Regions from separate parts of the Homo sapiens genome. Here region 2 is linked to region 1. A link is a loop called in an ENCODE intact Hi-C map of the cell type or tissue named here. Cell type or tissue: PC-9. All regions are shown on one strand.

What was found. Hi-C counts contacts between places; a loop is a spot of excess contacts. Peaks named below come from ENCODE experiments on the same cell type or tissue, not always from the same donor. Only the 100,000 strongest peaks of a DNase experiment are listed, where the experiment ranks them.
Region 2: a loop joins it to region 1, with 5 times the contacts of the local background. A loop is called at or near these places in 13 of 110 quality-filtered maps.

The regions. Positions count from the first base shown.
Region 1 is chr3:27,680,154-27,682,653 of GRCh38, forward strand. No RefSeq gene overlaps it. Among named protein-coding and RNA genes, the nearest start is that of LINC02084, 32 kb to the right of the region's middle. In PC-9, a CTCF peak has its summit at 1,240 (motif pointing left); a DNase peak (open chromatin) is centred at 1,178; H3K4me3 peaks cover 344 bases; H3K27ac peaks cover 1,250 bases.
Region 2 is chr3:27,532,546-27,535,045 of GRCh38, forward strand. No RefSeq gene overlaps it. Among named protein-coding and RNA genes, the nearest start is that of SLC4A7, 49 kb to the left of the region's middle. RefSeq lists enhancers at 59-1,001, 1,002-1,945 and a silencer at 1,313-1,607. In PC-9, CTCF peaks have their summits at 1,525 and 1,726; a DNase peak (open chromatin) is centred at 1,496; H3K4me3 peaks cover 1,099 bases; H3K27ac peaks cover 2,500 bases.

The sequences.
Region 1 (2,500 bases):
ACTGCTCTCCAGCCTGGGCGACAGAGCAAGACTCTGTCTCAAAAAACAAATGAACACACCCACAAAAAAACCACCCCCACCGCTACCAAAATAAACAGATGAGGGTGTGGGACACCCTTTAATTTTGTTTTTCTTAAACTATCTCTACTTCGAGTTCTGGGAACTTGAATAATGTTTTCTCTCTTCCAACTGCACTTAGGGATCTTGTGATCCAGTTCAGTCATAAGCCACTTACAAGCTTATGTGAGATAGAAGCTCCAGCACGTTCATGAAGGCAGCTCATATAACCAAGATCACCCCCTTCCCTTTTCCTTTTCCCACATGCTGACTCCAAGTAAGTTTTTTGTTGTTGTTTTGTTTTCATTTTTTAGAGACAGGGTCTCACTCTGTCAGCTCACTACAGCCTGGGCCTCCTGGGCTCAAGCAGTCCTCCTGCCTCAGCCTCCTGAGTAGGTGGGACCACAGACACATGCCACCACACCTGGCTAATTAAAAAAAAAAATTGTGTGGAGAAGGGGGTCTCACTATGTTGCTCAGGCTGGTCTCCAACTCCTGGCCTCAGCAATCCTCTTGCCTCAGCCTCCCAAAGCAATGAAATTACAAGCATGAGCCACTGCACCAGGCTGCCAAGTGGTTTTTACTAGGAATCAGGACTTTTAAGACTGACAGTGACACAGAAATTGACACTTGCTTTACCCTGCTGGAGCTCATCAAGGACAATGGCAGCCTGTTGGGCATGCTCAGCATGCCAGACCACAGACCAAGGTCTCAGCTTCCCTCTGGAACTCCACTACAAGCAGATCGTATCGGTGAGTGCTTAAACACAGTGGCATGAATAGAGCAGCCCACTGTCTCATTACTTTAAGCACCACGCTTGAGAATTCCAAGCCAACAGAAGAACTCGACCTGTTCCCAAGCCTTTTGTTGCCGTCTCCTAAATCCTGCAAGTCCTCCTCCTTAAACTAAAGGGCTGGGGATTTCAGAAAGGGTGAAGGAAACAGTGCTCTTGAATCAGAAACAAGAACAAGGCACACAGGAACTTTTTCCTGACCTTCAACTTAATCACTTGCCTACCAAGGAGCTAAAAGCATTCACATTTTAATTTTCAAGGAAATGTTTGGTCTCAGTTTTCAGGTTCTTCCTGCTTGACTGGGTGTCCTCATTTCTCTCAGAAAAAAAAAAAAAAAAAAAGACAGTGATGACACAGATCTGCCTGCCCTCTAGTGGGCAACGAAAAGAATTTAAAGTATGACGAAAGACGAGCCTCCAGGGAATTAAGATGACTTTTTAACTTTGCTACATTTCCCCTAACTGACTAGCAGATTGAGTTTTTGCCAACACTGCTCAAACAGAACCTGCAGACCATGTCTACAAGAAGTTGAACTTTTTCTTGATAAAAACAATGACTGGTGGGAGAAAAAAGAGGTGACATCAGAAAACGGGGAAATCACTGGGTTTGGAATGAGCTGTGCATGGCACTGAAGAGTCATGTGACTAGATCTCACCAATCATCAGCTATCTCATATGTCAAACTGGGATAATAGTACCCATTATCATACCAGTGCGGTGAGAATCGAGGACATCTGGAACATATTATTTGTGTTAATTGTGCTTCATCAAGCCATGTGACTTTGGCTAGAGTGCAGTGGCACCATCTCGGTTCACTGCAACCTGCACCGCCTGGGTTCAAGTGATTCTCCTGCCTCAGCCTCCAGAATAGCTGGGACTACAGATGCCCGCCACCACCCCTGGCTAATTTTTGTATTTTTAGTAGGGACGGGATTTCACCATATTGGCCAGGCTGGTCTCAAACTCCTGACCTCAAGTGATCCACCCGCCTTGGCATCCCAAAGTGCTGAGATTACAGGCGTGAGCCACCGCCACCGTTCAAGCCTCGTGACTTTAAAGAGAAGATACCATTATAAAATGAAGGCAGAGGAAGGGTGAAAACAAAGGCACCATCCTGGCTAACACGGTGAAACCCGGTCTCTACTAAAAATACAAAATATTAGCCGGGCGTGGGGGTGGGCGCCTGTAGTCCCAGCTACTCGGGAGGCTGAGACAGGAGAATGGTGTGAACCCGGGAGGCAGAGCTTGCAATGAGCCGAGATCGCGCCACTGCACTCCGGCCTGGGCAACACAGCGAGACTCTGTCTCAAAAAAAAAAAAAAAAAAAAAAGAGAAAAGGAAACAAAGGCACTGAGAAAGAAGCTCAAGCCCACCCACAGAGAACCCTTAAAGACACAAATTCATGTTTCTTGCTTAAATCTTAATTCAATCTGATTCCACAAATAGGTTTACTCTGATACAATTATCAGCAGTACAATTGAAATCTAAAGAAAGAAAAAATGACTTTCCTTCAGGTGTCTGCAATGTAAATGAAAATTAAAGCCTGGATATATGATTGTCTTTTCTCACTTAGTTTGCAATGAAATCAGCCCACCAAAATATAAACTTTTACCTAGCACTCTTTTCAAAAAACTTTTAACACACACATTTT
Region 2 (2,500 bases), 150 kb before region 1:
TCCGGATTGGAAAGTAGAGAACTTTAGCCCCAGGCCTGGGCCTTGCCTCCAGCACAGACTCCCAGAGGTTATTAGGCCTTCAGCTGGTGCTTCCTAAGTAGAAGGGTATTGTTTCCTATCCAGTCACCGATCCTTTTGTGTGCCCTCCCTTGGTTCAGAATCCCAAAGAGAATGAATGGGAGAACTCGAGTTCTAAATTCTGTCTTAGAAGCACTCAAATACAGTTTGTAGGGAGACTCCAAACTGGTCTCTCACTACCCTGACAGCCTAAAAACGCAGCTGGAATTTTGCATTCTCTTCCCCTAACCAATTAGTATATGCATTTCAAATACTATGCATAATATGCATATTAGTATATACAAGATAGGCTAAACACTGTGTGAAACTAAGAAGGTAAACCCTCTCCTAGCTTACAAACAATTGGTACAATTAAAAATATTTGACAATGGTGAAGGCATGGGCAATGGCTATTTACAAATCAAAATATAAATATTTTAATATTTTAGTAATAGGCGTGGTGGTACCAGTGTGTCTCAGTTAAATAGTAGTCTTGCCCCAAAGCGCTTTTGAATGCTTTGCCACCTATGCATCAGTGGATTCAGGAATGTAATGAGAGTTCTCAAAAGTAATGGAAGCAAAGCCAAGCAAGTCTCCCACTCCACACATCTTGCTTTTCCCTTTCTGTGTTGAGCTTTGGATCTTCCACAAAGGGGACTGGGTGCCCCTGCGGAAGTCCAGCCAGGGAGTAGTCAGACCTGGGGGGAGAGGATGGATTACAAGCCTGAATTTGCCTTCCCTACCAGACAAGCTCTGGCTTGAGGAATAGAGAAGTGAAAGAAAAAAGAGGTGCTTCGACTCAGTTGGAGACAGGGAGGGTTATGAGTGGAGTGAAGACAAGGCTCTTAATTCAAGCTGCCTCAAATTACATTTGTCCACACACGCAGCAAAATGCTGCTTAAAAAATAAATGAGGTTAATTTCTCTTTACGGGTTCCCTTTCATCTCAGGGTTTCAAAGCACTTTGCCACAAAAGATCCTTTATCTTCACAATTCTTTTTTTATCTAAATATAAACAGAGGGCCCTAAGTTTATATTTAAAGTTCAGTAAAGCCCTAAACTTTGGAAAGAAAAGGTACTTTAAAAATTCTTTTATCATTATAAGATCCAAGTAGCCAATCAAGGACCACACAGACAGAAAATCCACATTCAGATGAAAGGCCACACCTCTGCTCAGATGACCTGCGTGCTAATTAAAATCACAATTAAAACAAGCAGAGGGGATGGAGAGTGGTGACTTAACTTGCCCTTATCCCAGCAGATACACTCACAACTGACTCACACAGGATACATCGGATTTTCTCCAGCAGGCATTTGGAAAAAAGCAAAGAAGAAATTCTAGTTTTAGCTGCCCTCCATCTACTAACCCAGTAAACTCCATCCCTGGGTCGGTGACACATCCCTGACTCGCAGCCACCTCAGCAGAGCCCCATTCCGTGCAGGAAGAGCCAGCTTGGCCTCCTGGTGATGGGAATGTTGTTTGCATATGCATTTTTTCAGCAAAAGAAAGTCTCAAAATCTCCCTGGTTCCAGGGTGTGAGTCATTAGTGGGTGTTTGTTTTTTGGGTTCTGAGTGTGAGTCACCACCTTTCCTGCTGTTGGTCTTCTCAATCCTAGGGTAACAACTAAAAAGCGATGACTAGAGATGCCTGTGATGCTTAAAAGCGGACACCTGGACATTATTCATTTGGCAATTGTATCAACAATTAATTTTAAAGTTTGTTCTTTTCTCTGTAAACAAGTGTATAACGTTTATAAATAACAGTGGGAAAGAGGAAGGTGGGGGAAGGGAGAGAAACAAATCTAAAAAGGATATGACTGAGGTAAACGGAAGTAGAGTCTAGTCAAAGCCAAAATAGACAACTGCCTGTTTGTCAGCTAGAGGAGGGCCGGGGCTGGTGATGTTGACCAAACTCTATACATGAACAAGCATCTGATGCTGCTCTCTAGGACTTTTCCTCATTAGCCTGGGAGTGTGCGTCGGGAGGGCAGTCAGGAGGGACTGCCAGTGTTAACCATCAACTCTAGAATCTGAAAGAACAACATGGCTTTGAAATGACATCTTCCGGCCGGGTGCGGTGGCTCACGCCTGTAATCCCGGCACTTTGGGAGGCCAAGGCAGGCAGATCACAAGTTCAGGAGTTCGAGACCAGCCTGACCAACATGGTGAAACCCCGTCTCTACTAAAAATACAAAAATTAGCCAGGTGTAGTGGCATACGCCTGTAATCCCAGCTACTCAGGAGGCTGAGGCAGGAAAATCACTTGAACCTGGGAGGTGGAGGTTGCGGTGAGCCGAGATAGCACCATTGCACTCCAGCCTGGGAGACAGAGTGAGACTCTGTCTCAGAAAAAAAAAAAAGAAAAAAAAAAAGGACATCTTCCTGATGTTCCTCCCATTGGTGCTATGCCTGGTACCGTTTAGTACTGGGAAAGGACCTCAAG